Regions from separate parts of the Mus musculus genome. Here region 1 is linked to region 2. A link is a loop called in an ENCODE intact Hi-C map of the cell type or tissue named here. Cell type or tissue: left cerebral cortex. All regions are shown on one strand. Each heading gives the region's core, and the rest is flanking DNA. Links, peaks and the distances in the headings are about the cores only. Region 1 holds the start of 1700021L23Rik (RIKEN cDNA 1700021L23 gene). Region 2 holds the start of Pou3f1 (POU domain, class 3, transcription factor 1).

The links. Peaks named below come from ENCODE experiments on the same cell type or tissue, not always from the same donor. Only the 100,000 strongest peaks of a DNase experiment are listed, where the experiment ranks them.
Region 1: it touches region 2 in a loop (3-fold over the local background); 2 of 42 quality-filtered maps call a loop at or near these places.

Annotation. Positions count from the first base shown.
Region 1 is chr4:124,318,258-124,333,569 of GRCm38, reverse strand. It overlaps 1700021L23Rik (RIKEN cDNA 1700021L23 gene), which reads left to right and starts at 850. Exons shown (of 5, transcript NR_166446.1): 1 at 850-1,367; 2 at 5,395-5,458; 3 at 6,817-7,008; 4 at 14,639-14,789. In left cerebral cortex, for the core only: no CTCF peak of the experiment used is centred there; a DNase peak (open chromatin) is centred at 7,064.
Region 2 is chr4:124,655,130-124,670,441 of GRCm38, reverse strand. It overlaps Pou3f1 (POU domain, class 3, transcription factor 1), which reads right to left and starts at 12,796. Exons shown (of 1, transcript NM_011141.2): 1 at 9,787-12,796. The coding sequence starts at 12,735. The coding sequence ends at 11,386. Gm38545 (predicted gene, 38545) reads left to right here and starts at 2,250. Exons shown (of 4, transcript NR_168615.1): 1 at 2,250-2,399; 2 at 4,339-4,473; 3 at 5,209-5,808; 4 at 5,964-6,148. Gm2164 (predicted gene 2164) reads left to right here and starts at 12,955. Exons shown (of 11, transcript NR_168006.1): 1 at 12,955-13,602. In left cerebral cortex, for the core only: a CTCF peak has its summit at 7,239 (motif pointing right); DNase peaks (open chromatin) are centred at 7,222, 10,373, 10,971, 11,121 and 3 more places; H3K4me3 peaks cover 2,251 bases.

The DNA.
Region 1 (15,312 bases), core at 2,807-10,806, 340 kb after region 2:
TAATCTTGTTCAAAGGCTGATGAACCTGGAGTCTATCCACCACGATGACAGCAACAGCAATGTCTAGAAGGGGATCATGGGCCTGGAAGCTAGTTTTGCTCATCTTTCTTTTTTATTATTAGAATTATTTAAAAAATTTAAAATTATATGTGCCTGCCCGTGTCTGTCTGTCTGAGAGAGAGAGAGAGAGAGAGAGAGAGGGAGAGAGAGAGAGAGAGAGAGAGAGAGAGAGAGAGAGAGAGAGAGAGCAGAAACACTCAGGTATCCATGGAATCCAGAAGAGGATGTTGGATCCCCCAGAACTGGAGTTATAGGCAGTTGTGAGCTGACTGACCTGGGTACTGGGAACTAAACTCTTAACTCCTCTGTAAGAGCAGTAAGTGCTCCTAATTGCTGAGTCATCTCATCTTTGCTGAGTCATCTCTCCAGACCCTTCTACTTTTTGTTGTTTCATCCAAGCCCTCAGCCTATTGCCTGCCATTCAGGTTCAGGGCAGATCACTTCCTCCACAGTTCCCTGACTCACACGCTGATCTCTGCAAACACCGTTACAGACACTCCCAGAAGTATGCTTTATCAATATAATAAATAGGCATCTTTCAATCCAGTCACATTGATAACTGAAGTTAACCACCACACACAGGACAAAGGAGCTCCCTGCAGAGTCAGGAATATTAATGCTAGGATGGAGGTCAACTGGTCCTGTGTGTTCAAACCCCACAAGGTGCTCTCATCAGGAATCTTAACACAACAACACAACAGACATTTACTCCTAGCGACTGGAAGTCCCAAACACCGGTAGGTGGGATGGGACCTGGAATCACCATGGAAACACCTCTGGGCATGTGTATGAAGGCATTTCAGGAAAGGTTTGATGATAAGAGAAAGGTCACTTAAATGTGGGCACCACCATCACAAATCCCACGGACTGCGGTCCCGTGCTGAGTAAAAGACAGGAAGTCGACTGAGGACCAGCATCCCCCACGCTCTGCTTCCTGCCTGGGGATGCAGTGCGGCTCCACTCATCTGTAGTTCCGCCTCCCACCTTGCTCCCCTTGATTCACGGTCCCCTTAAACTTCGAACCAAAGCGAACCCTTTCCTTAGGTTGCTGTTGGACAGGAACCTGGCTACAGAGGGATGACTCTTCTGGAGCATCCCCTCAGGGTAGGAGTCAGGGAGGATGCGCCGCCGGCTAAGGCTTCAGTTCTTGGTGGCCTTGGCTTGCGGATGCTGCCCCATGCTCTCTGATCGATACCCCATGTTCGCATGCCCGGTCCTCTTTCCAGGGACACCACATTGGCTGAGGACCTACACCTGTGAGCTGATCTTAACTTGATCAGCCCTGCCCAGAAGGACCCTGTTTAAAGGTAAATTCACATTCATAGGAAGTAGGACTTATCTTTTTTGGGGGTGGGGGTGGGGGAGGGGTGGGACAACTAAACCATAACACACAGGCATTTATCTATCAAAACCAAACTTATGAGAGGGGAATCTGTGACCTTGGCTTGGTGATGAGTTTTTAGATATAACACCCAAAAAACATGATCCGTGAAATAAAAAACTGATAAGTTGGATTTTATTAAAATTAATAACTTCTGCTCTGTAAGAGGGACTGCTGCGGGGAAAATATTTTTTTAAAAAAATATTTATCTAATAAAAGGCTAGTATCTAAAATAACAAGTCTTTACGTTTTTTCACATTTACATTTTTCATGAATTCTTTTTTATTTCTCCAGAGGACAACTTGCTGGAGATTGTCCTCTCCTTCCACTGTGGGTCCCACCCAGGGATTGAACTCTGGTCATTGGGTTTGGCGGTTGACGCCTTCACCTGCTGAGCTACCTCACTGGACTCGTGATTTAACACAGATGTCTCCTCTATGAAGGCAATCCCAACAAAGCATACGGAAAGATGTGAATTGGAGCCATCCTCTGTCACTAGAGGACTGAAGTCAGAACACAGCCATGACTGTAGGAATATGCATACTTAGCAGAATGGACGGGTTAAACAATCAAATAAATACAAGGGCAATTTCCTGTGCTGGAGAGGATCCAGGCAACAGGAACCCAGAGACTGACCATAGATGCCCTTTGGAGGACTCACAGAGCTCACTGTGGCCTTGCCAACAGTTCTTGGCTGTTCCCCACAATAAAATCTTCCCACAAACACCCAGGGCAGCATTATTTACAGCCAGCAAAACTGGAAAAGCCGAGTGTCATTCAGCCGATTAATTCATGCACACACGGTGGTTCAGTCCTGTAATGGAATATTATTTAGTGGTGAAAAGGCTTGAGGTACCAAGGCATTTTTAAAAAAATGAATCTTTGAAAAAAAAACACTTATTTAAAAATCTTTAATCCAAAAGAGGTTTTACATTTGTATATTTACCTGTACAACTACAAATATGCGGCATCCATATGAGTTCATGTGTGTGGGCACCTGTGTGGAAGTCAAAGGACACACTGTAGAAGTCCCTTCTCTCCTTCCACCATATGGTTGCTGGGACTTACGTCATCAAACTTGGTAGCAAGCACTGTTACTATGTAAGCCTTCTTGCCAGCTCTACCTTAAAATCGTGCTTGTTGGTTTATTTCTTTAGTGTATTTGTGTGGTTGTGTACACGGTGTTTTGTGTGCGGTCAGAGGACAGTTTGTGATAGCTGATTTTCTCCTACCCTGTGGGTCTCAGGAACTGAACTCAGGTTGTCAAGCGTGGTGGCACTTGAAACTACCTCATCTGTTCCTGATGCCCCAGCCTGTTTTTGAAACAAGGTCTCTGTATGTAGCCAGGTTTAGCCCCAAACTCACTTGGCCACTTGAGCCGCCAGAGTGCTGGGATTATGGGCATGCGCCATCGTGCCTGGCTGGATGAGTTTTGGCTGTGTGTTGCTAATGATAGAAACTATGAAAAGATGGAGACTCCATGACACTCTGGAAAGAACAAAGCTATAGCAAGGGACAAGAGGTCGCAGCTGTCTGGGGGAAGGGTTGGCTGGGTGAAGCAGTGGGAGAAGGGCATAAATGTTCCAAGTGATGTTGAGGTAGAGACAATGCTATGAGTTTATCAAAAGTCACAGAACTTTTCAGCACAGAGTGTGCTTAATGTACTCAAATTAAAAAAATAAAATAATAATCTGGGGAGATGGAGATGGGATGTCACAGAGCAATCTAAATATATTACAAGTGCATGGAAGAGCCCCATGGAAACGAGAGGTAGAGAAAGAGCCTGTTCTCAATAATTTTAGAAATGAGGAGATGGGAAGGGTAAAAAAGCTGTAAATAAGTGTGGTACTGCAGCGAGTGAAGCTGGTTCCCATGGGGTCTGGGCCAGTGAGCTCACAGGCTGAGCACATGGACTGAGGCAGCTGGATAAGTGGATGATGGTGAGAAGAATGAGAGAAGGTAGAAGAGGTTGCAAGTGAACCGGGGGAGGGCCCGAAAATCCTGCGGAAACACAGAAACACGCCAGAGCTGAAGTCAGTGTGAACCCATGTGCAGCCCAACGTCGGACGACTAATGTATAAAAATAAGTACAGCTATGATATAATCGTAGATTAGCATGGACACACATGCACACTGCTGTCTCTGTCACTGGGAGGGCCTACGGGCTGGGACACATCCATAGCAATGATGACACTCTGTGCCAGGCTGCAGGGTCTAAGACCACTTTCCATAAGAAGATCAGGGATCCTAGGAGATATGGGTGATTTTAAGACCTGGACAGGAAATATATGGGGGAATGGGGATTCAGTGATTAAAAGTACTGGTGATGCAAGCATGAAGACCTGAGTTTAGATACCTAACATCCACATATAAAGTCAAGTATAGCCCGTAACCCTGCAGTGTTGGGAGGGGCAGGGGATACCAGGGGATACCAGAGGATTCCTGGGGACTTGCTGGCCACCACAGCTGATCAAAGCAGCAAGCTCCAAATTCAGTGAGAGACCCTGTCTGAGGAAATAAGGTAGAGAGTGGCAGAACAGGACAGCAAACATGGGTCCATGGATCCCACCACACGAAGGCACACATGTGCTCTCGTCAGCCGTGGGAACCCAGGCAGGTGGATTTCCCTTCTCAAGGTGGAGATTCTCAGCTGCAGGTTGGACGTAATGGATCCCAAGTGCCTATGGTGGTGGCTGTGAGGATTAGCTGTCTGCAAAGCTCTGCTAACAGGTCTCCGGACACAGTGCTCAGTGAGTGAGAGCATTGTTCTTTTTAAAGCTGCAGTGTTAATCTGCTCAGGCGTCTATAATGAAATGCTCACTGCATGCTGGGCGGCTTAAGTAGTAAGAATTAATTTTCTCACAGTTCTGAACACTTGAAAGTCAAGGTCCAGCCGAGTGGGGCGTGCACAGCGGTGGCTGGATCTCTGGCTTGGAGATGAATGCTTTACCCTCTCGAGGCCTTCTCTTGCTCGCTTACGGGGGTGGGGTTGGGGTTGGATAAATCGTCTTCTTGTAAGGCCACCGATCCTTTAGACTTAAGGCCTCATCCTTTGACCTCATATGACCTTAATTATGTCCTAAAGTTCTATTTCCAAATATAGTCACATCAAGGATTATGGCTTCAGAGCATGAATTGGGGTGGGGCAATTCATGGCGAAATTCAGTCCATTCTATCTTTATCACTCGCGAACTACGTTGAGAAAAAAAATCTCCCAAGTTCCCCGGGGCTTTTTTTTCTTTTCATTTTTAAAAATTGAGGTATTATTTTTATCCAATAAAACGCACACATTTTAAAATACTGCTAAGTGAGCTTTTTAAAGAAATAATCCTTTTTATTTTAGAATAGTTTCAGATTTACAGAAAAATTAAAAAGATGGTCTAGAGATTTCCCATAGACCCAATAGCCAGTTTCCCCATTATTAAAACCCTAAGTTAGCAGGATGCCCTCAATGAGCGATTAGTAGTGTGCCAGCACATAGTTGTTTACCTAGTGTCCCTTTTCTGTATTCCACTAGGACACTGTGCTCCATTTGGTCATCATGTGTGCTTTAGGCTCCTTTTGTCTGGGCCACTTCCTTAGGCTTCTTTGTTTTGGGGTGATCTTGACTGTTCCAAGAACTGGTTAACATGGTTGACTGTCTACTTCACAGGCTCTTGAATCACTGAAACCTCTGGGCATGCATGTGAGAGATCTTCTAGATTAGGTTCATTGAAGCTAAAATGAACTCTAAAAGTAGGCGGCGCCATTCCCTAGGCTGGGGTCCTGGGCTGAATTAAAAAGAGAAATGTCAATACCAGCATTCCTTTCTGCTTCCTAACTAAGGATACAACGTGACAGGCCACCTCACCCTCCTGCCACCGTGCTTCCCTCCACTATAGATGGAATCCCTTACCACTCTAAGCTGATATAACCCCCCTTTCCCCCCTGAAGTATTTTCTCCTCTTTTTCAGGACTTCTAACATCTTGCTCATCTCTACACTGTGCACAAGGATTTCAGAGCAGAAGAAAACAGGGGTAAGGTACCATTTCACCCCATCAGTTCAACAGCACCCAGGCAACATGGCTTCCACTGTTGACTTTGTCTCCTGAGTAAGGGAGTGTTTGTCAGTTTGTCTTTAACTAACATTCCTCTCCACCCATCCACCCACTTTCCCTTCTATATAGTTTCTCTTTGAATGAAGTTACTGGACATAATCCATACAAAGGGCTGGGATGCTATGGCCCATATCACTGAGATAGAAAGCGCTACATGAATTATTTAGGATTCTTCTGTGTGTAAAATATATGTCTTTGCTATTTTCCCCCATATTTATTTATATCAGTGTGGGCTAACACTTTATTTTGGGGATGCTATGATTGAATATTTTTATAACTTTGGTTTCCATGTCCTCTTGACAAGTACCCATTCTTTCCCCCCTTCTCCTTCCTCTCTTCCCTTCTCACCCACACACATGCATGCTTGTGCTGAGGGAGAGGGGGTGGTGGGTGGAGAAGGAGAGGGAGGGGGAGATGGAGAGGGAGAGGGAGGGGGAGAGGGAGAGGAAGAGGGAGGGGGAGGGGGAGAGGGAGAGGGAGGGGGATATGGAGAGGGAGAAGAATCCAGAACAAGGTACAACACCCTAGGACATACCCCTAGTGTGTCCTTCATCTAGCTAAGCCCTACCTTCTAAAGCTTCTAGAACCTTCAAAATAGTGCCACTAATTAGTGACCAAGAATCCAATCCATGAGCTGTGGGGGACATTTTATCTTCAATCTGTAACATATAGGATGATAGCACAAGGCCTAAATGGCCAGTGAAGGAGCCTAGGGAAGAAGCAAAAGAGATTCTGCACCTAGCCCAGAGCATCCAGGCATTGAGGGCTTTACTTTGTTGCTATAGTGTTAGATCGTCAATGCTCTCTAAAGGCCTGTGTGTGGAAGGGTCCAGAAACACCCCAGAACAGTTTCCTGAGGAGATATTTAGTATTGAAGACTAAAGGTTTTTTTTTTTAATTAAAAAAGAAGAAAGGTGGTTATGGCTTGTTTTTTATGTGCACTTTTATTTATTTAGTGTGTGTGTGTGAGCATGGGTACACATGTGTGCCACAGCATCTTGGTGCAGGTTCAAGTGCAACTTGTAGGAGCTTGCTGTCTCCAGTCTACCTCCTGGGCCCCTGGGATTCAGCTCAAGCTGTCAGTCTTGGTGGAAGGTGCCCTCTCCGCTGAGCCATCTCACTGACCTAATTAATCAATCAATCAATCATTTATTTATTTAGACAAATTTGATGTTGTTCAAATAACTTAGATTAATTAGATTAATTTCTTTTCTTTTCTTTTCTATTCTTTCTTTCTCTCTTTTTTTCCATCTTGTTATTTTGTGTGCACGTCACAGTATGCACATGGAGAGCAGAGGACAACTCAAGAGAGCTGGTTCTTTTTGTCCCTACTATCTGAGTCCCGGGGACTTGAACTCAGGTCATCAGACTTGGCAGCAGATGCTTGTATGCACTGAGCCACCTCGCTGGTCCGTGTGACAAAGATTTTTATACCCGAAACCATACAGTAGGGAGGGATACACGATGACGTAAGTGTATTTTCCTTCCCCAAAATAGATGGATCAGATGGGAGATGGAGAGTAGGAGGGGATGTGTCTGGAGCTTAGATGCTGGTCCCTGAGAAGAGGCTGAGCCCTCCTGGTGTTTGGGTTAAATCTTTGGTTGGGTGGGTGTGCAGCTGCGATCACAGGAGCCTGAAGAAAAAGTCAGATGCTCTTCGAGAAGGGGAGGGGTGGACTTCTGTCCTACTTTACTTTCTATTGCTGTGAAAAAGAGCGTGACCAAAAAAAAAAAAAAAAAAAAAAAAAAAGCAGCCTGAGGAGGAAAATGTTTGTTTAGTTTATACATCGGGACCACAGTCCATCAAGGAAGGAAGTCAAGGCAGGAACTCAAGCAGGGAAGGAAGATGGAGAGAGGAACTGAAGCAGAGGCCGTGGAGGAATGCTGCTTCCTGGCTTGCTCGCTCCCTCAGCTTATGCTTGTACACCATTCGGAACACCAGCCAAAGGGTGGCCCTGCCCACAGTGGGCTGGGCCCTCCCTCACCAACCATCACTCAAGAAAATGTCCTCTCTTACGGGGGGGGGGGCCTTTACTCAATCGACGTTCCTTCTTTTCAGGTAACCCTTGCTTGTGTCGAGTTGATAAAAACTTGCCAGCCCAAGTCTCAAAGGAGAGGAGGACACCAACCTGGCTTCCCCAGATATAAATGGCTGTGAGCTAGGCTCTGGGGGACCTCTGATCCCACCTGGCTTTGGGAGGTGAGGTGGCGGCTGTGGCTGACTGAAGGACACAGCCAGCCGGGCTCCAGGTCTGTGTGCTAGCTGCCTGGCCTTCCCAGCATGGTGAGAGGAAGGCAGGCAACAAGATCTGAAGGAAGCAGAGGTGAGACAGTGAGCAGGCACTGTGCTGCCTGCCATTCTCATTCGCAGGCAGTAGTGTGGGGGAGGTGCTAGGGTTGAAAGTTGTTACTATAGAGCCCTGGGGAGGCTAGAGCATGGTGGCAGAGGCAGGAGAATTTCACATTTGACAGAAGACTGGGCTGTATGGTGAGATCTAGGTCAGCCTAGGTTACATGGCAAGATCCCGTCTCCAGCATCTGAGCCTGAGGTGTTAGCTCAGTTGGTAAAGAGTCTGCAAAACAAGCGTGAGGCCCCGAGTTGGCACTTCAGAACCCACACAAAAGCTGAGCGTGGTGAAGGGCCATTGTAGTCCCAGCTGGGAAGGGAGAGATGAACAGACCCTGGAGGACTGCAGCCTTGGTGAACTCCAGGCCAGTGAGAGACCCTGTCTCAAAAACACAGCGAGGCACAGAATAACAGAGCATAGCAGAACCTGAGGTTAGCAATGCTGAAGAAAAGCCTCCGAAGGGAAACAGTGGCCTCTACATGCATGTGCTTGAACACACGAGCAAGCATGCATGTGCTTATGTGCACAAGTGTGCACACACAGAGAAACACACACACACACAGAACAGGGGAAGAAAGAGAAAGTCCTTCCCTTCACAATGGGAAGGCAATGGCCTCTTCCTCTGCCTAGATTCATATCACCATCTCCTCAGCCAAGGTCACCTGAGGAAGGGAAAGGAGAAGGAAGAGGGTCACATCCACTCTAAGTCGGGAAGTGCAGGGTTTACCTTGAAATATCCAGATTAGGCTTTTGGCCTCACAGAGAGAAATGTGAATCCCAGAAAAGTAGCCCATTGTAATAATACAAATAAGAATAGCAATAAACACAGATGGTGCCAACTCCGGACGTTCCTGTGCACCAGCTCATTTCTGGTCACAGATGTATGACGTGGGCACATTTCAGCACACTTGGATCCCACGACTGTCATTTGTGGAGGTTCAATCCTTGTTAGTGCTTTTATATGTATCCGTTCATCCCATGTGGAGAAGTGAGTTTTAACTTTAGAGAGTTCCTGGTCCTTATGATTGGTCAGTGACATGTCTGGGCTTGAATCCAGGACTTCAGTCATTTGAGTTCTTTTCACTGCGTTGCCTGTGTCCAATAAATATATTTTTAAATAGCCCAGGTGGTAGAGGACTCGCCAAGCAGGCACTAAGCTCTGGGTTCCAGCCCCAGCACTGTACAAACAGGCCCGGGACACATCTGTAATCCCTGCCCTTGGGAGGTGAAGGCTGGAGCTCACGGTTATCCTCAGCTACACGGTGAGCTCGAGGTCCTGTGTCAACAATAAATAATAAGTGATAAATGATATATAACAGATAAAAGTATTAAACTTGCTATCCTAGTTTAGAGAAAAGAAGCCTGCTTAGGCTGAGACCAGGGTGTTTAAACATTCCAGAAGAAAGGGTGAGAGACAACGGAGTGTGAAGGCAAGTCAGATGAAGCTGAATTAAAACCTGGAACCTGTAATGTCATCATCTCCTAGAGAAGAGAATAGATGGTGTTGTTTGTTTTGAGACAGACTCCTGCTCTGCAGCTGGTCCGAACTTGCTATGTAGATTGGGCTGGCCTCAAATTCACAGAGCTCCTCCTCCATCTGCCTCTGAAGAAAGTATTCTGAAGAAAAGACCGTGACCACAACGACAATGGGTGCAACTAGCCCTGAGACCTCGATTTCTAAGCATCCGGTCCTGCTACAGGGAGTGTAGGGTTCTCAACAGAAAAACATCTAACTAGGTGGGAGGGGCAAGGGGAGAACATGATGAGCCTGGAAGCTTCTAGGGTCAAAGGACAAGGGGGTGCATCAATGGAGTGCTGAAGGGCGTACTGATGGGGAAAGTTCAGGATGGAAGTACCACAGGGCCATACAAAGCCACCAGTGGTCAAGGGCCACTGTCACCTCGGCTCAGGCAATCAGAAGGGTGAGAAAGCCACAAGAGGAAGCAAGGGAAGGGTTTGAGTTTGCCCGGGTTGGAGTCTGCTGGTGGTGAAGCTGGGGAGGCAGGGCACCCTGTGAGAGGAGGGGCAGGACTTCATCAGTGTTCTCTGGTTTGACTTGACATAAAGTGGAAGCAAGAATCAAAATCAGAGGCTTTGGGGATAGATTAGGAGATAGGGGACTCATTGCTTAGCTGCCTCCTCCTCTTCCTCCTCCTCCTCCTCCTCCTCTTCCTCCTCCTCCTCTTCTTCCTCCTCTTTCTCCTCCTCTTCCTCCTCTTCTTCCTCCTCTTTCTCCTCCTCTTCCTCCTCTTCATTTTTAGACAGAGTTTCTATATGTAGCCCTGGATGTCCTGAAACTTGCTCTGTAGACCAGGCTGGCCTTGAACTCATATCTGCCTGACTCTGCTTCTTGAGATTCTGGGATTAACGACACGCACCACCACTGCCTGGCTTGCTTAGCTTCTGGTTGTGGTTGCTCGAGATTGTTTTCTGAACTGCAAAAAATGGGGCTGGGGGCTGGTGGCTCCAGACTGTGGGCTGCAGGTCTAGTTTTGTATGTAATCTAGCCGGCACTCATTTGTATATTCAATTTCTCAGTACATCAAAGGGGACACCAGAGGCAAGCTTTATTTGGAATAATTTAAACATTTCAATGAGTAAAAACAGTAGAGGCTTATAACTCATTCAGATAAAAATTGATTTGTGAGGTTTATTTTAATACAAAATAAAGGAAGCAAGAGCAGGGGAGTTTTTTTCTGTATTCTTCCCTTCAGAATGAGACCAGCTAAATCATACAGAACGCATGGCAGAATAAGAGATTGAGAATGGGGTTGGAGATGGAGCTCATTGGCTCAGAGCACTTGCTGATCTTGCTTAGGACCTGGGTTCAACTCCTAGCACCCATAGCAGGCAACTCACAACCATCTGTAACCCCAACTCCAGGGACTCTGACTCCTGTTCCTCACCTCTTCTCATCTGTACGCTTGTCCACATACCCCATACTGATACCAACACATATGATTTAAAATAATTTTAAAATAGACTATTTGACAGCAATTGACTTAGACAAATATTGTCAACGGATCTAAAAATGGTGGAGATAAAACTTCACTAGGCTCCAGATCAAAGTCTGTCACACAGAACACTCAGGAAAAGCACAGATAAGCCACTTGCAGTAGAGAAGCCAGGAGGGTGCCACATTTATCAGGCATCAAGGTGAATGGCGCCAGAGATGGAGCAAGATAACAACGGGCCGTCAATGGCCAGCACCCTCAGAAGAACATGGTACAAGTTCTGCTGCGTTCACTCCAGAGATGGGTCTCCTGACCCTTATCCCGAGAAAGCACTAGACGCTCTACAAAACACAGATGCTCTACAAAATGCTTGCTCTGAGCCCTTCAAAAACTGCTAGCACGGTGCAAAACGAAGAGTGACTGGGGATAGTTCTGGACGAAAGGAAATCGAGTCTATGGTAAGTACCAGAAACGCATAAGCCCAGCTGGAGGCTGCATGGGAAAGGTTTGAGTCTAAGGTTTTACTTGGGATGCTTGAGGAAATTAGAATACATAATAATTAGAATAATGCAGTTAGCATCGTATTCTGGATAGTTTGAGGTCAATGTGACGCAAGCTATAGCCATCTGAGAGGACGGAACCTCAGGTAAGAAAATGCCTCCATAAGTCAATCTGTAGGCAAACAGGTAGGGCATTTTCTTAGTGATTGATGGGGGAGGACCCAGACCATTGTGGGAGGGGCCTATCCCTGGATTCTTTAAGAAAGCAAGCTGAGCAATCCATGGGGAACAAGCCAGTGAACACCATCCCTCCATGGCCTCTGCATCTGTTCCTGCCTCCAGGTTTCTGCCCTGTTTGAGTTCCTGTCCTGACCCCTTTTGATGATGAACAGTGATGTGGAAGTGTAAGCCAGATAACCCCCAGGCCCCCACCCCCACCCCAGCTTGCTTTAGTCACAGCAATAGAAACCCTAACTAATACGTAGTGTCTATGGTACATTCCCTGGCTTTTAGAGGACAGGAACATAAGTGGTGAGGGGCCATGATGTCTGTAGCTCACCCTTAAATAATTCAGTCAAAATGACAGCGAGACTACACTTCTAGAGAGGAGCTGACACCAGCATGGTAAGATGCGGGCTGGTTTAACACTAACTGTCAGCCCGACAGGATCTAGAATCACTTAGAAAAGTCTCTGAATTTTCCTAGGAGACATTACTTATGTAGATTAGGTGAATTGAGGTAGGAAGCCCTGTCTCAGCTGTGGGCAGCATCGTTCTGCTGGCTGAGGTCCTGGGCTGAATAACAAGAAGTTGAGCTGAAGCCAAATCTCCTCTCTGCTTCCTGAGTGCAGATACAATGTAGCCAGCTGCGTCTAGGACTCCCCAACACCGTGACCTGTGAGCTAAAACAAACCAGGTATCTTGTCACACCAAGGAGAAAGTGGCTAACGGCTAATCCAGCTGCTATCCAAGTAGATCCGGATAGAGTATATTCATGTGTTTTGTAATTTTCTTGGACATTTCAAAATAAAGTGTTTAAAGTATGCAAAAAATGGAGGCCCGGGGTCACTGTGTTGAGTATTTTTGGTAGGTAGGTCACATAACAACTCAAGAAGTGGCCACTGGATTTGGGGACATTGGTGGTCACTAGTGGCCTTGACCAGCAGACTTAGAGAGATGGGATAGAATTTTAGTTGGCAGAGATTGGAAAAAAATAATGTTAATACATGCAGTAGAGATGGAAACTTACTTTTAAAAAGCTAGTGTATTTAGGGTAGAATTGAATGAAATTAAAAGTTGGCTCTGATTCTAATCTTTTGTTCTAATTATTAACTAGTATCTGTGACTGTTTAAGCCCAGCTAGCTTGGATTTATTCCAAGAAACACACATTAATTTTTTCATTGATCCCAGACGTTTAGCTCCCTCCATTGACTCTGTTGTCAAAAGCTTAAGAGTGAATCCCCTGCTGAATGAGACATCCTTGTGGGGGAGTCTAGGGAAGCCTTCTGGGCTCAGGTCACCAACAGGACGCTGCTGAGAGCCATCCATAGACATCCTTCCCTCCGGTGGGGGCCCTTCTTTCCTCATCCGCATGGCGAGAAACTGCTGCAGCTCTTGTGGTCACTGGAAGCATCTAGAACAGTGGTTCTCAACTTTCCTAACACTGCCATCCGTCAACACAGTTCCTCAGGTTGTGGTGGCCCCCAACCATAAAATTATTTCGTTGCTACTTCATAACTGTAACTGTGCTACTGTTATGAATCATAATGTCAATATCTGTGTTTTCTGATTTTCTTAGGTGACCCCCGTGAAAGGGTCTGTCTTGGGGTCGTGGCCCACAGTTTGGGATCTGCTGATCTAGACTGAGGTTTCCATTCTCCACAATGGGTTCCCTCCAGCCCTAAAAATGGCTGTAATCAGTTCTTCACCCTCAGCAATTCCCTATCTGTGGTTGCAAGTTAGTTCATGCTGAGGTAGCCACAGATACTTGCAGCATGGTAGATGCTATTGTGTCTATTTGTTTTGTTTGTATCTGTAGCTCACACCAAGTTTTTGTCTCTAAGGAACATGGTTGTTCTTCCAAACATCACTTCCAACGTACCTGTTAACTAAAACCTTAAGAGGAGCAGGGCCAGAGCTAGTGAGATGGCTCAGTGGGTAAAGGTACTTTACTTCAAAGGCCTGACAACCTGGAATGCACAGAAAGAACCTACTACACTTAGTGCCTCTTGACTTCCTCCTGGGCACCACAACACTCACTCCTACCCATCCACCCCCATAATAATAAGTAAATAAACAGAACAATAGTGGGCGGTGAATAGCTTCCTACAAGTCAACTGCAAATACATTTCCCATCATCTAGTTTCAGGAACTGATGGCACTTCTGTAGGAATTATTGCAGAGAACCTTAGGGTTAGCATCCAGTGTCTAAAGCTTAATGGTTTTGCTAAGCGTGATCAGAAAGTCTCAAGGTTCTTGAGACTTTCCTGTTTGGCTTTCAATCCTATCAGCTTCAAAAGCTTGTGCCTTACCTATGACAACGGGTTCTTTCCTCATGACATATCTGCCAGGTAGCTTTATTGTTTCCATTTGATAGATGAAAATGGAGAGGCTGAGAAGTTAAATCCAAACGATTTAAAGGCCAGGACTTAAAATCTCCCCCCTCCCCCCAGTACATCAACCTGTCTTCAAAGAAAAGTTTGCCTCTCCTCTGTTTCTTAAAGGAACAAAGATCTAAACTTTTAGATATTTCTTCTTGTGTATGAGAGTGCGAGTGAGCATGTGTGTGCATGTGTGTGTCTGTGTGTGCACACACACGTGCAGACAGCCATGCACGTCCTATGGCATTCCATGGAGATGGGAGACAGCACCTCATGTCAGTCTTTATTTTCCATCTTGTTTGAAACCTGCTCTTCATTGTTCTGTCCGTGCATACCAGGCTAGGTATGAGCTCCCAGGCACTCTCCTGTCTCCACATCTCAGCAGAGGAGCACTGGGGTTACAGTGTATGTGACCACACGCAGCTTTATGTGGTCCTGCGACTCCAAACTCAGGTCCTCATGCTGCCACAGCCAGCGCTTTACCTAATGAATCATCTCCCTAGCTCTCAGAAATTGAAGAGTCGGATATGAACTCACCATACCCAAGAGGGATTCTGCAGAGAAGCTGCTCAAAAAACTAATTTTGTGAATTGTATCACAGTTTTAGTGCACCAGCTTTTAAAATAATTCCTAAAGCAAATTCTTTTATATCTGTGGATATGAATTTTCATCTATGAATACTATTTGCCCACTGTAGAAATCACCTGCTCTTGGCTTTCCCCACAATGGATGCAGAGATTGCCCTTCAGATGGGGTAGGGAAGAGACTTCCACTTGAGGAAGGGGACATTGACACAGGAGACATCCAAGATAACAGATAATGAAGCCAACTCCCAACCAGCCTGAGTGGTGAGTTGTTGCATGTCTGGTATATTTCCTTCGAATTATCACAGGGTCTGAGGGGCACAGACATTGTGGTAGAGGCAGAAAAGACAGCAGGAGGAGAGAGTCACAGAAACAGGCTGAAGGAAGAAACAAAGAGAAGATAAGCAGAAAGTCAGAAGGGATTGAAAGAGAGAAGGGAAGGAGAGGGAAAAGGGGAGGGAAGAAAGGAAGGGAAAAAGGAGGGCAGGAGGGAGGAAGGGGAAGAGAAAGAGAGGAGGGAGGGGTTGGGAGGGGAAGGAAGAGGGATGAGGGGGAGAAAGAGAGACAGACAGACAGACAGACAGAGAGGCAGAGATAGACAGAGATAGACAGAGACAGAAGAGAGATAGAGAGACAGACAAGAGAGACTGAGACAGAGAGAGACAGACAAGAGAGAGACACAGAGAGGGGGTAAAGAGAGACAGACAGACAACAGAAATAGAAGCAGGAAGGAAAAATTTGAAGAAAGGAAGAATGAGGATTCAGGGAAAAGAGAGATGGAGCAGCA
Region 2 (15,312 bases), core at 3,679-11,678:
CTGACCTTTGGTCACTGGCTAGAGAAGAGAGGAAGCCATGAGGTCTCCTGCCCACTCAGTACCCTGGGCACCCTGCCACCCGACCCCAGGAACTGCCCTCTGGGCACACACTCTGCCCTCCCACTACCTTCCTTTCAGCCTTCTGTTCCACCACGGGTGAGAGTGGACGCATTCTGAATGTATTCGTGTGTGTCCGGCTGACTGTGAGGAGGGAGCACACGTGGGCTGAATGAGAGAGAGAGAGGGAGAGAGAGAGAGAGAGAGAGAGAGAGAGAGAGAGAGAGAGAGAGAGAATCATGTCTGGGAGTTCTTCTCAATCAGGAATGAAGAAGACCTGACTTCTCTGGGGTCTAGCACCAGTGACGAGGCCGGGCTTTCTACTTGGTCTCATGCTTTGGTCTGGGTCTGGCAGCGGCAGAGGCTGGGTCTCCTGGACACATCTTGTTTCATCCAGGAGGCCAGGCTCAGTGTTATTTTCAAACATAAAAAGGGATAAAGTTGGCATGGTGGCTCACACTTTTTTTTTTTTTTTTTTTAAATTTATTTATTTATTATATGTAAGTACACTGTAGCTGTCTTCAGACACTCCAGAAGAGGGAGTCAGATCCCATTACAGATGGTTGTGAGCCACCATGTGGTTGCTGGGATTTGAACTCTGGACCTTTGGAAGAGCAGTCGGGTGCTCTTACCCACTGAGCCATCTCACCAGCCCGGTGGCTCACACTTTTATCCCAGCATTTGTGAGGCTGAAACAGGAGAATCTTGGGTTGAAGGCTGGTCTGGGTCACGTAGCAAGAACCCGCCTTGAAGTGAACCAAACAAAAACAACAACAAAAAGCCAGAAGACTTTGAGGGGGTTGTATAAGTATTGTACTCAATGAATAAACTGGAAAGGCAATGAGTGAGGACGCAGGGCATGTACACGCACACACATGTACACATACACCCTGCACACATGCACTTCAACACATATGCCCACGCACGATGCATAGATGGAATTAATATACATGGAACGTCAAGAGAGCCAGTCTGGTTCTGAAACAGGTTTCTCTTTCTTTCCCCTCTCACTACAATTCTAAGGTAAATGTAGCAATGGGTGTTGTCTCTAGAGAATCTTCCATGATGTCCCTAAGGTGTTGAGATGCAGGGCTTCAGAGGGGAGCAAGCCAGTACAAATGACTTGAGCGTGTGCTTAGGAGGCAGCCTGCCACCCGACTTTGTCTCATACCTGTACAAACATTATCGGAAAGGGAAAGTTTTTGGCTGTTGTTTGGTTGGTTGGTTTTGAGTCTTTCTTTATTGGCAGGCTCTTCTTCTTTTTGTCCAGTAGGTCCACCTGTTCAGCCTCTCTATAGCCCTGAGATCATACACAGGGATGCTAGATAGACTTGGATTAGACAGAATGGGGTGCCAGGGGTCAGCACAAAGGCCACTGGGAGAGGAGGGAGCACTTGCCTAAGATGGACTCTGGATTTTACTAGGGAGGTTTCCAGGAGCTTGCCCATCTCCTTCCCTTCTGTTCTCCCCTAACCTTTTTCTCCTTCCTTCCCATCCCCACCCTTGCCAGGATTTCTCTGTGTTGCCCTGGCTGTCCTGGAACTTGCTCTGTAAACCAGGCTGGCCTTGAACTCAGAGTTCTGCCTGCCTCTGCCTCCAAGTGTAAGGGCTGGAATTAAAGTCACAGACCACTATGGTCTGGCTCTGTTCTTTTCTTTGACCCTTGATCCCCCCCCCCCCCCAACACACACACACATCTAGTCCCATCAGATACTCAGGGAGACAGTATGGGACCAGTCCTTAGCAATGAAGCAAATGTGGGAGCCTGGTGGGGCTGGGCTGGAGGGTTGGTGCTACTTCATGGGCTGGGGTTAGGGATGGCAGAGGCTGAGGCTATGGTTAGAGCTGAGATTTGAAGTTGACATCAAGTTGAATATGCAGGACAGTGGCAGTTGGCAGGGTACACTTTTCAGTCTTGACGGGGTCCTCAGATGCTTATTTTTAGTGTCTAACGCAGATGCTCTCCTCCAATGAAGAGTGTTCGGTGTCTGCTCTCCCTTGGAGGGGCGGGACAGGTCCCCTCCCCCTGCTCCCCACAGCTGAGCAGAGCCATACATCACCAAGGGGCTGGGGCTCCCTAGATGTATTGCCCTAATACGTCGCTATAGCAACCCCACTCTAATCCTGCATTATTCTAATGTGGTCTCCTCCCCACTGTGATGTATAGCTTGGGTCTCAGAGCTGCTGGTCTCAAGCATCCTAGGGATGGGTAGGTTGGAGGTTGCCTTTACTCCCGTGGGTCCCATCTCGCTTCTCATTCTGTGCAGGAGGATCCTTTGTGAGGTTGGCTGTAGAGGTGGGGGTCTGGCCCATCAGCCTACCCTCCTGCTTACCCAGAGAAGGTAAGCAGCAGGTCATGTGTGCCCAGCCCTGGTACACGAGAGTCTGACGCACTGATTCACGCCAGGCCGCCTGGCCTGGGGACCTGGGGCCTTGGGGTTGGGGGCCAGGGCAGGACAATAGCTGCATTCCGCCTGTTAGCCACAGGCCCCCATTGTTTCTGTGGACACTGCCTGCTTGAGGGCTGCAGTTCTGGCCCTCACTCCTCCCGAGCAAGCGTAGGATGCTCCCTGGACCACTCCCCCGTGGACCATAGAGCGGTGATTCATGGGGTGGCTAGGGCATAGCAGGCTCCAGCTGTGCCCAGATTCTGGGGAGCAGGAGGGGGAGGTAACTGAGGATTGTTTGTGTCAGGGGAGGGGGGCTGAGCAGCTCGAGCTGAGTCCTCAGGGCCCTGAACACCAACCACGTCATCTCCTATCTTTCTTCTTGTGTGGGCTGCTCAGAGAAGCCCCATTGTCAAAGAAGCAGGCCCACCCAGGCTAGAGGGCAGGCGACATCCTCAAAACTGCCAAAGACCCCCATATTGCACGGGTAGGAGTTGAGGTGATGGGGTTCGCAGGGGTTTGCTCCCAGTGCGCATGCCGGTACTGACAGGGCTGGAAACAGAACGTCACCCCGCAGGGCCCTGGTGTTTAGAGGTGCCTGGCATTTTCGATAGAAAAAGGCAGTCCAGTGCTGGCCTTGAAAGAGGCTATGCTATTAGGCTGCTTCTTCCCAGTGACCTTTGAAACCCCTTACATTTAGCCCAGAACTTGACATTCCTGGGGTAAGAAATGAGAACTAAGGCCATCTAGACTTTTGCCACAGGCTGTATCAACTATAGCTTCTTTGGGGAGAGGAGGGGAGTGTGGAAAGTTCCAGCACTTGGACTCACACAACTTCGTAGATATGACAACAGGTTTCATCATTACCTTCTACACCGTTTTCTCAAACACCCTATATGGCTGAGGGGCAGGAAGGGAATGAGACAAAGCTAGAAGAGCGTGGAGGTTAGAGGCCATCAGCCTTCTTGACATTCGTTAAGCAAGAAGATCGGATGAATGGATGGCAGATGATGGGTGGGTAGCTGAATAGGTAGGTAGGTGAATGGCTGCATGCAAAGGTGGGTGGCTCGGTGAATGGAGGAGTAGCTGGCTGGAGAACGGACTGATGGATAAGTGAATGGAGGAATGGTTACTTCCTAGTTTGAGGTCCAAGGTGACAAATGATCCATTTGGTGACCCCAAATGTCTGAGGCTGGTTAACCTCTGCTTAACCTCTGGCTAGGGTTGCAGTAAAACTACTCACGGAGACCTGAAGGAAGCTTCAGTCAGACTTTTAATCTCATAGTTTGGGACTCCATCGGGTTTAGAGGCCGTGAGCCCTGCACTGAATCTTTTGTGCTAGGGTCAAAAGTGTGCCACGGCCTGCTAGAGGAGCGTCCTGAACAGGGTGGGAAAGGCGGAAAGGTTCAGGATTCAGGAAGGGTGAGTGGATATGGTCTGAGGGTTCAGGGACTTGTCTCAGGGATCAGGCCCAGATCCAGGGACTCCTGAGCAAACCTCTATCCACTCGTCCTGGCTCAGTTTAATGCCTCTGTCTGGGTGCTGTTTCTGCGAGCCCAGCACAAAGCCTTGCCACACAGGGCTTAGTATTATAGCCTCAGAAGACATGGTTGGGGGAGCAGGTTTGCCACAAATTGGAACTAGGCACTAGGCTTAAGAACTGCGCCTGTCATTGATTTTCTGGGTCCCTCTGAGAAAGGCCTTTACCATCCTTGGGCCTCAGTGTCCTCACCTGTGGAATGGGGATGGGGATTTTAGACCTAATTATCCTAGAGTGGTTTTATGAATGAAATCATTTTAGAAAGGCAGGAGTGTTAGGGGAAGCACTTGACATTTTTTTTCTGCAATAGCTCAGCATTAATACACACTGTACATATAAAATTATTTTTTACAGCTAACATTTAATGGTACTCATGATGCGGGAGGCTCTGAGTGTTCATGTTATATATCCTCTCAACTGTCAAGTCCTCACTGCAGTTCTGTGGGGCTGATGCTGTTCTTATCCTGGCTTACAGAAGAGGAAACCGAGGTATGGAGAACTTAAGGAACTTTCTGTAAGACTCACGGCTAGTGGATAGGACCATGAGGCTGAATGCCTGGGCAGATGTTAGGTCTCCATCCTTGGCTACAATGTGTTTGCTCAGTGATGTGGAGGCTTGGAGAGGGCCAAATAGGGGGACTTCCTGATCTTCCTAACTTGGCAAGTTATCCAACTTTCTTTAGCCTCCTGGGATTTATTTGATTCTGGGTAGTGGAGAGGGGGCCGTAGATTTTACCCAGTTAGCTGGCTCTAACAACCTTGATTCCCGATTTCCACGCCTGCGTTCTGGGGCTTTCCTTTTCTTGCTTTGAACAAACACTCAACATTGACTACTATTTTGCCATTGGCCTTAGCATAAAACAAACTGGGGCTCAGGAGTCAGATATAATGGCTTCTATTCCAATTGCTGGCATTTACTAATCTTGCTGCCCTGACTAAGCTAACACTCTCCTGGCTGCAGCTTCCTCTTTTATAAAATGGGGCTATATTGTGTAAGGCACTCAACATAAAGTGTAAGGTGAGTGATGGGTGTATATTATATAAAAGTGTCCTTGGAAAAAGTGGGGTCCCTGGTCAGAGGTAGAGGAACACCACCTTATGGTGTCCTTCCTTGAATGCTAACTTCTGAACCCAGGCCTCAGAATAAAACGATTTTGATTTATTCATCGTTTATGCTAAGTATTCTGAGCATTATCCCACTTAATTCTCAAAACAACTCTACAGTACAGAACGGCCATTAGCGTCACACCGGGAAACTGAGGCATGGAAACGTGAGTGAGTTGTCGGTTCAGGTCCCATAACTGTGCTCTGCCTCCCCAGTCACGGCAAGTTTCTTGGAGCTTTGATGAGGATAGACGGCAGGTGATCCACGGATGCCGAAGGGAGCTTTGCCACAGGCTGGGATGCTTGGGTAGGTCCTCCCAGCTTGGGTAGGTCCTCCCAGCTTGGGTAGGTCCTCCCAGCTTCTGCATAGAGGGAGTACTCCGTCCTCCCCAGCTCGGCTTCTGCAAAAACCCAAGCAGGGTGACTCCAGGCCAAGGGAGCAGGGACTGTGCTGTGCGAGGTCCAGGTCTACCTCGGCTCAGGCTCCCGCTCAAAGCTGAATAACCGGGAGTCCTTCAAGAAGGATTTCTGAGAAGCCATCAGGAGTGAGTCATTGACTTAGGGAGGCGATGAATCAACCGGGAGTTCATAAAACGGCAAATGAATCGGGTGTGAGAGAGCAACGGAGCCACCGCTATTCCCCAGAACCCTCCAGGGACAGAGAGCCGAGAGAAAAGAAATAAAAATAACACGGGGCCTTATGCCTGCTACAAACCCGAGGCAAGCCCTCTTTCCATGTGGGAAGATAGGGTGGGAGAGAGGGACAGGACCCACTGGTGGGTGACGTGGGGCAGAGGAGGCTCCCAGGGCGCTCTGGGATCCCTGGGTCCGGGCTGTGGGTGTAATTAGCCAACGCTCTTTTCCCTTCTTTTCAGGAGTCCTTACAAGAAAGAACACTGATTTTGACGAACACCCAAAATAATGTGAGATCAGGCTCATGCGTTATGCATGAGGTCTGATTTAACATGAACATTATTTCTTGTGTACGAGACCATATGCCTCCGTGCTGTCTCTGCAGCCTAATAAAACCCAGACCCACCCTGGTCAGGCTCAGCAGGGAGCTGTGTCCACTGCTGTGTGGATGGAGATGGGGTGGGCAGGGGAAGGGTTGTAAGCACAGTGCTCCGGGGCCCTGGGTCATTTGAGGAGAGTCCATTAAGATTCTCTGAAGAGAAGTGGGAAGCAGGGGGTGGGTTATCTACTCTTGGAGTATACAGTGGGTATTACTTCATGAAATGCTAGAGTGTGTGTGTGTGTGTGTGTGTGAGAGAGAGAGAGAGAGAGAGAGAGAGAGAGAGAGAGAGAGAGATCAGGAGCCCATGACTAGGTGAATCTGGGTTCATCACAGGGGCGCATGGGGACCTGTGCATAACGAGGTTTTACTGTTCTAGCATGACGGTGGAGGCTGGAGCTAATTGCTGTGTGTGTTTGTATATATACACGCATATGTATGTGTGGGGGTGTGTGTTTAAAAAATAAGATCACACATACATACAAACACACAGCCTAACTTTAATTATCGGAAAGGAGCAGAGAGAGAGAGAGAGAGAGATCTGGGAGGAGCTGGGGCAATGATGGTCGGACAGGGATGGATTTAGAAAGTGGTTTGCGGGGTGAATGCTTAGAAACCTGGAAAGGAGAGGGTCTGGCTAAATGTGACAGCAGATGGTAATGTGTTTAGTTACACAGTACGGGGGTCAGGTGCCTGGACTCCCAAGAGTTCAGTACCAACCAGAAAGCTGGGTCTGGGTGGCCAAACAGTGGTGTAGGTGAGGCTCTGTGTCTGTGTCTGTGTGTGTGTGTGTGTGTGTGTGTGTGTGTGTGTGTGTGTGTAAGCTGTTGAGCTGGTGAGAGGAGAGGTGGGGATGTGTGTGGGCAGGAGAGATGAAAGAGGCAGCATGTGGTAGTGGGTTTCTGAGCATGGCTGTGTGAGTGGGCAGGGTGGAAGAGGGAAAGGGATGGGACCACAAACCAGCACATTTGTGTGTGAAACAGGATTGCCTCCTTTGGGGCCTGAAACTCACCTCTGCTCTGGCTAGCAAAGCCTACCATCAGCCATCACCTTGAAGTTGACTTGGGAGAAGGGCATGCGCAACAATTAGGTCATTTTGATGACTGGGTGTCATGTCCCAGCTCAGGGACCAATAGAGGGCAGTCCTCCCACATGGAGTCTTGAGTGGCACTAGGGAAGCCCTCGAGACTTGAGAAACACTAACCGCTGGGTGAGGAACTGAAGTGTCTCTAAGCTGCCTCTAACCTGAAACTCTGGGAAGATCCTCTTGGCTAAACTTCTGGGGGTAGCTGGGCTAGATTACCCCTCCCACTTCACCCTCTGCCTAAGTGATTCTCCTTTCTGGGGCTCAAGTCCTACTGTGAAAAGTTCAGGAAGGAAGAAGATTGGCCCTGGGTGGCTCACATTGCCTTGCTTTTTCTCTTACGCAGACCTAGAACCTGTCTAGGAACTTCCAAGTAGCTCCGAGCTGGGAGCTATGATTAGGAGTCGGGTAGACCTGTGGACACTGAGTTGAATTCTAGGGACAAAAGGGTGACGGCTTGGACTTCATACCGCGCAGCGCAGAAGCCTGTATAACCTGCGGCAGGAGATGAGGGAGAAGGGCTTGGTGCTCAAGACAGGGTGCCTTCTGGGTTTGCCTTAACGACCACAATGGCTACCTTCCTTCCTTCCTTTTCCAGCGCTAAGAGGCCCTTACTCCTGTAAATACTCTAGATCAGATTCCCAGTAATAAGATGGATTCCCCCGTACCATGTGGCTCTGGGACCAGTCATGGATTCCCACACACACAGCAGAAGACACAAATATCAGCAGGTATGTTTTCTCACGCAACCAGTCAAGTTCTACTGACCTGCTCTGTGATTACAGGAAATAACTTTGAGTGTCAAGGGTGAGAGATGGCCTCAGAAGTTCCAAGTTTGCAATGGAAGGATGCACTTCTCAGACCGAAGTCTGAGGAACTCTGGCACAGGCAGGTAGACCTACATCCAAGAAACCCAGAAGCCCACAACTGATGTGCCTTTCTTCAACTATTCTGTGGAAGGGTTAGGACTTTGGGTTCCTAGGTTGCCTGAAGCAGGGTAGAGATCCCAGGCTGGTATCTCATTAAGCCAAACCCTTGCAGTGCAGGATCCTCTCCCTCCCCCTCTTTCTTTTTGTTCTATCCCTCAGCTGCTGCTGGCTCTTGGGGGGCTGCATTGTTTTGCTATTTTTGAGTTGACTTGCTTCAATAATAAGCCCACCCTCTTGTACAAGATTAAGCAGACAATTAGGAAATCAATCAATCAATTGGTGTCAACTGGAGAGAAGAGGCCTGTGAAAGGCCTTTCCAGTTTCCCAGTTTCAAAACCTGCAGAGGCTCTGGGCTGGCAGGGCAGGGACTGGAAAGCCAAGTTTCATTTGCTTCCATATTGGGACGGCCCCATTCCCCAAGTCAGGGACAAATCTAGGGGTGGGAGAACTAGGGGGTAGGAAGGAATATGGGACGGCATCAAAGTTTTGTATGTTATACTGATGTGCCAGCCCAGCTAAAGACCACAGGTTTGGGGGTCCTGGAATACCTGACTCTGGGCATCACCCAGTCCACTAGCTAGAGCCAAGGGCTTCCCAAGACCTGGACGTGAGCGCCTTCCCAGGCACGCAGGTTCGCCTGGGCTACAACTTTCTCCCCAGCCGAACCCACAGTGCCTTCAACTTTGCTCCACAGAGTAAGAACTTTGTATTTTTCCTGAGAAGGGAAAAGAACTGTGCTATGGAAGAAACAGGAAGGGATGTTTTAAAGGGAAAAAAAAAATTATGTTGACTGGATGCTACCTTGGGTTTTGAGCTGAACTTGAGACCTGTCCCCAGTATGGAGACTTTCTGAGTGATGTGGCCACTGAAGCATTGAGAACATCTCAGAATGTTGGTTTTCCCCCTTTCAACAGCAAACTCATCTCTCCCTCCCTGCTGTTCTTAGTTGTCTACCCAGGAGCTATGACAAGCTTTTCCTGCAGCATAGTCTATGCCTCCACCACTAAGAGTGTATGGGACTGGTAGTTTGCAAAGCAGAGCTAGCTTTGCCCAAGGCAAATAGGCAAGACTCCCTCCCAAGCGGACTTAGTTCTGCCGGACTACTGAATGGACCTCAGACCGAACTTGTCAGAAGTCCAATGTATCTAGGTGGGCTTGGGTACCATTTGTTTGGATGGAGCCAATTGGGGGTAGGAAGCCCCTGACTAGGTTTCCAGTTGCCCTATAACTCTGAAACTTGGCTTGGACCCCGTTCATGGGACACAAGGTGAAATCAAAGTTAGGGGTTGGGGTGTCAGGCACGGGAGGCAAGGCTGGTAATCCAGGAAGAGGCGATCTGCTGCTTTGGCTGAGAAGAGTGTCAGCTTGTATCCAGATTCATGGCTGACCCCAGGTTCCATGTTATCAAGGGTTTTTACTATCCTAGGCCCTGGTCTGGTCTTTGAAGGCAATGGGAACAGGATGTGATTCTTGCTAGACTGTTGTACCTGGGCCAGGTGCCCAACTGCTGACCAAGCAAGCAACAGGCAGGCAGTCCTGTTACTGACCGAGAAGGAGGCTGGTGTTTCCCTTCCTTTCAGAGCCCAGAACTTCAGGAGAGGAACAGGCTGGGGACTCTCACCGCTTCCTGCAAATCAAGCCCAGCCCTAGCAGTAAAGAGAACAGGACACAGCCCTGGGGTACATGTTTATGTGAGTAATAAAATATTTACTATAACATAAATATAAAGGGAACTTCCCAGTCTACATTATTATTATTTTTTGCAATAAAGATACAAAGAGAATGGACCAAAACATTGTTCTGAAAATAATAAAAAATAAAAACAAAATTTAAGCTGAAACCTTAACAAACAGATGAAGAAATGGTGAAGGGGGAAGCTCCAAACACATCCAGAAAATAAATAGAGATGGGTCAGAAATTAGGAAACCATATTAAAATATCTTTTTCGGTTTAGTCGGGCATACAAACCCTTTAGGATGGGGAGGGAGAACAACCCAGAAAACCAAAAAATAAAAACCAAGCACAAAGTGTTTCTTCCCCCCCTGCCAGTGTGTACATATCTCACATATTTACATGGTTCCCACCTCACCCCAAATTTGGAGAATTTCTCCCCAGGGTTCCCCCAGCATCCCGCATCCCGCGGGGGCCGGAAAGAGAGCAGGGGGAAGCGGTAGGGAAACAGGCGCAAGGTTCTTGGGGGGAACGGGTTTATTTCTACAGCTAGTTAAAAAATAGTTCCAACTTTTCCAAGTTTCGTTCGTTAAGGCCAGGAGGGGCAAGGCCCGGCGGGGAAGCAGTGGCCCGCGATGCGTGCTCGGTCTTGCGGGTGGAGATGCCCCTTCCCACCCGGGTGTGCGTGGGAGCGCAGACCCTCTCTGCTAGGCCAGGAACCGAGCCGAGGGCTCGGGTAAAACGAAACGAAAAATGAACACTCAAAAAAAATTTTTTTGTTAGTTTTTTTTTTTTTGTTTTTGTTTTGCGTTCTTGAAGGAGGAGAGGGGAAGAGAAAGGGAAAATAAATTAGGCTAGATTAAAGCTTTGGCTATTTCCTGCTTTTATACACAGATGCGGCTCTCGCGGCCTCCCCTCTGGGGCCCCGATAAATACAGCATACAGCGATTTAAATTAAGGGCGCGGGCGGAGTTAGAAGGACCCCAGGAGCCGAGAGGCTCCACGAATAAATAAAAACCGTAAAAAACCAAGCCCGGAGAAAAGGTGAGGGGGTGGGGCGCGTCCAGGTGCGAGAGAAGAGGCGCGGAAAGAATAAAGTGACAGCCCCCACCCGTGACCTGCAGGCTACAGGGAGTCCGCGCCCGGGAGAGCTGCTGGGGACTCTCCTCTCTTCGTCCATTCTCCCGGGGAATCCCTAACCCCGCACCGCGTTACCTTTCGCTGTGGGGAGGCCGCTGCCGGGATCCGGCCCCGAACAGCCCAGGGGCAGGGGCGGGGGTCGTCGAGGGGATGGGGATAGGGAGCAGGCAGTGGGCACAGGGCGCCCAGAGTGAGTTGGCGCATTCTGGATCTTCCGCTGCTCTCTCCCGGGACTCGGGCGACACAGCCTCTCGGCCGCCTTTCGCCGCTCGCTGGAGAGAGGGGTCGGTCCCGGGTGTTTGGTTTTGTTTAAAAGTTTCTGAGCTTTTTTTTTTTTTTTTTTTTTTCCTTTTTGTAAAATCCAAAGCAAAACCGAATAAACAACAAAAAGAGTCCAGGCCGCGCGCGCTAACTGCGCGCCGGAGGCACCGCTGCGCCGGCGGGGAACCCAGTCCGCAGGGTCACTGCACAGAGCCGGGCAGTGTGTGGTGGTGGTGGTGGTGCAGCGCGGCCGGCGGGGGTGGCGGGGGCGCAGAAGGTGGCGACGCGCTGCCCCCGCCAGGCCCCAGCTCCCCAGGCGCATAAACGTCGTCCATGGGCGGGTGGCCCGCGCCGGCCGCGGGGGTCATGCGCTTCTCCTTCTGCCGCCGGTTGCAGAACCAGACACGCACCACCTCCTTCTCCAGTTGCAGGCTGTCGGCCAGGCCGGTGATCTCGTGCGCAGACGGCTTGGGACACTTGAGAAAGTGGCTCTCGAGCGCGCCTTTGACACCCACCTCGATGGACGTGCGCTTCTTGCGCTTGCGGCCCTGCGCCGCGATCTTGTCCAGGTTGGTGGGGCTGCCGCTGGACGAGTCGGTCTCCTCCAGCCACTTGTTGAGCAGCGGCTTGAGCTTGCACATGTTCTTGAAGCTCAGCTGCAGGGCCTCGAAACGGCAGATGGTGGTCTGCGAGAACACGTTACCGTAGAGGGTGCCCAGCGCCAGTCCCACGTCGGCCTGGGTGAAGCCCAGCTTGATGCGTCGTTGCTTGAACTGCTTGGCGAACTGCTCCAGGTCGTCGGAGCTGGGAGCATCCTCGTCCGAGTGCTCGCCCACCGACGAGCCACCACCGCCCGCGCCCGGGTGCAGGTGCGCCGCCGCCGCGTGCAGGCCGCCCGCGTGTGCATGTCCGTGTGCGTGTCCGTGTGCGCCCAGGTGCGGTGGTGGCGACGGCTCCAGCTGTGCCTCGTGGCCGTCCTCGTGCAGTGCGTGGTGCAGGCCGGGTCCCGCGCCGCCGCCTCCCGCCGCCAGCATCCCGGCCAGGCCGCCGCCGCCGCCACCGGGGTAGGCCGCCTGAGCGTACAGCCCGAGCGGCTGGGGCTGGTGACCCCCGCCGGCCCCGGGCGACGGCGACATGGCGGGGCCCAAGTGGTGCGCTGTGCCGCCTTGTGCCCATGCCGCGCCCGCGTGGGCCGCCCCTTGGTGCACCAGGCGGGCGTGGAAACCGCCGCCACCGCCGCCGTCGTCAGCTCGGCCGGTACCGCCACCGCCTGCCTTGCCGTGTTCCAGGTGCGGGCCGCCCGCCCAGTCGCCGCCGCCGCCTCCTCCCGTGGGTAGCCATTGAGGGTGCGCTAGGCCCACGGGGTGGCCCGCGCCCGCGCCCAGCCACTCGTGGTGCATCAGCTTCTGCACTTCGCGGTACGCGGCCCCCGCGTGCAGCCGCTCGGCCGCCGCTGCCGCCGCCGCGGCGGCATCGGGATGCATGAGCGGCCCTGTGCCCCCAGCTCCGCCGCCGGGGCCCCGCGGCAGATACTGCGCGGTGGTGGCCATGCCGCCCCGCGCCCTGCGCCGCCCCGCCGCCGCCGCCGCCTCGCTCCGTCTGCGGGCCCCGCCGCCGCGCTCCGCCGGCTTAAAGCCCGGACCCGCTGGGCGCTCCGGAGCCCCACCCCGCCCGCCGCCCATTGGCTGCCCGCGGAGCCGCCTCCCGCCTCCCGGCCCCGGCCTCCTCCCCCCGTGCCCGCCCGCCGCCGGGGCCTGCAACCCGGAGCTCGCTATTGGGTCTCGCTCCCGGGGTCCCGCGCGCCGGCAGTGCTGATTGGCCGCTGGGGCTTCATTCATGACCCCCACCACCACCGCCCGCGTACACATTCACGCCCCGGGGGCGCGGCCGCCACGTGGGGAGTGGCGCGGGGGTGGCACTGGGACCGCACCCCCTCCGGTCCCGGCTGCGTGGGCCCCGCTCTCACCGCAGCGCGGGAGACTCGGAGCCCGGTCGGTCCCCACGTTCCACACAAGCTCAATTTCCGCCTGCATCCCACTGGGGCGGGCGGGGGATTGCGGGCTCCGGGAGGCGCTCGGGTTCCGAGCAGAGACTCAGCCCCGCACTCTTCCCTGCGCTGCGCCTCTGCCTGCGGGCCAGGATCCCGCGAGTCTGGGCTGCAGCGAGAGCGAAGCTGCGTGGCTTCCCGGCTCGGTACCGCGCGGCTGCTAACCTCCGGGGCCTCGCCTCCTGCGGCTGCCAGGTCGCATCGCGTTCTCCCAAGGTCTTGGTTTTCCCTCTACTCCCTCTAGACTCAGCGCCACAACTAGCTGGACCTCTGCAGTCCTGAAAGTGCAGCAGGCACGGACAGATTCGGATCGGCTTGGGCTTCACGCCTCTCGCCGGCTCGCCTTCCTTTCCCTGGGCACCGAGGCCAGGTGAGTACCGCGTGGGCAGTGCTGAGCCAGGACAGTGAGCCGCTGAGCCTGTACGCGGAGATGCAAGCTCCAGGAACCAGTTGGGCTCCAGGGTTCTGGAATGAGAGAACCTCGGGGTGGAGACTGGTTCCAGAGAAAGCGCCACCAGTGGGTGGGGAATGGACACTGGGCCCTGTCCTGCGCTGCTGTAGCCTTTTCGTGTTGTTTTCCTCCCAGCTGGAACCGGTGGTCTGTCGGCAGCGCTGGTTGTGCTGGGGTTATGCCGCCCGGAAACTTGCAGAATAGGATTTGTGGACTGACTTAGGGAAGGACAGTTGGGCACCTCGGAAATCCAATGTGCAGGCTGGCAGCTGGCAGCTGGCAGCTGTCTAGCCTCCCGTGGAGTCAACTCGGACTTGTCTGATAGGGAATTGAGTTCGAGGTGTCCTTGTTGGAGAAGTGGACAGTGGGATGCGGCCAACTTCTTCATCCCTGTCCTTGTTTTGTGTCTCTCCTAAGGATCCTGAGTGGAGGGGGCCTCAGTTGGAGCTGGTGTGTGCTTCCTCAGTCTGCATGCCTCCGTACTTCTGCCTATTCCTCTGCTGGGCTTCTGTACACTGCTAGACCTTCTTCTGCTTCAAAGTGATTCAAAGATTTCTGGGTGCCGAGCTGGGGACCTAGCTAGGACCTCACTGGACAGGAATCTACTCAGGACTGTAGAATGAAGCCTATGTATTTGAAGACGAGAGAGAGAGAGAGAGAGAGAGAGAGAGAGAGAGAGAGAGAGAGAGAGAGACAGAGACAGACAAGGGCTCTAAAGGCAGCTGCTGTGGAGATCATCTAAGAGTGGCTGCGACAGAGTTGACAGTGACAAGAGTTACCCTGTCCTCTGAGCCCTGAATGTCCCAAGTTAAGCACCTGCTAATGGAAGAAGAGGCCAGGGTTGTCTGACTATTTGCCATAGTCCTGAACAGGCATTTTCTACCTGCTGGAGTTATGATGGGTTCCTGTATCTGAACCCAGGTAGGGATGCTGGGTTTTCCTGGATCTTGGCCCAGGAAGCAGTCACCCTGAGGCAGCCCAAGTTCTCTTGGTCCATGAACCTGGCTAAGCTTTCTCCCAGCCCTAAGTGTAGGACCAAGGCTTGAATTCTTACAGCGGAAGTCTCTCAGTCTCTCATGCCAGTCCTAACCAGGCCTGTATTACTCTGAAGATTGGGCTCAAACTGGAACTTCCTCTTGTTTTTCAGTTAAAGTACTCTAAATTTGGTTTTCCTTTTTGTAAATTGGGACTGACCATGGCTTACATTGTATCCCTGTCTCCCTAAGGTGAACAGGGAATGGTATGAGATAGAGGGAGTGCCCCCCTCCCCACACAAAGGGCTTTTATTTGCGCTTTTCTGTTGTTGCAGTTTGCTAGGTGGGCAACTAACTTTCCTCAGTGGGCTGTGCGGTTTGGACCAATTTACTTTTTTTCCTCTTCCAAGTTTGACAGTCTGAGAGTCTATACATCTACCCTGATCCTGCTGGAAGATGGGAAATGTCTGGACAGCAGCAGACAGGTTACGCTGTACAGATTTGAGGTTACCACTCAAAGAACAGTGAGGCATGGTGCTGTTCTGTCCATCATTTGGCTTGTGCCTTAACTCCTGGAGGAGCTAATGACATCATCCTCATAGGATGCAGCAGGGCTAGTCTTACTCATGCCGGTCTGCTCCCCCCCACCCCCATT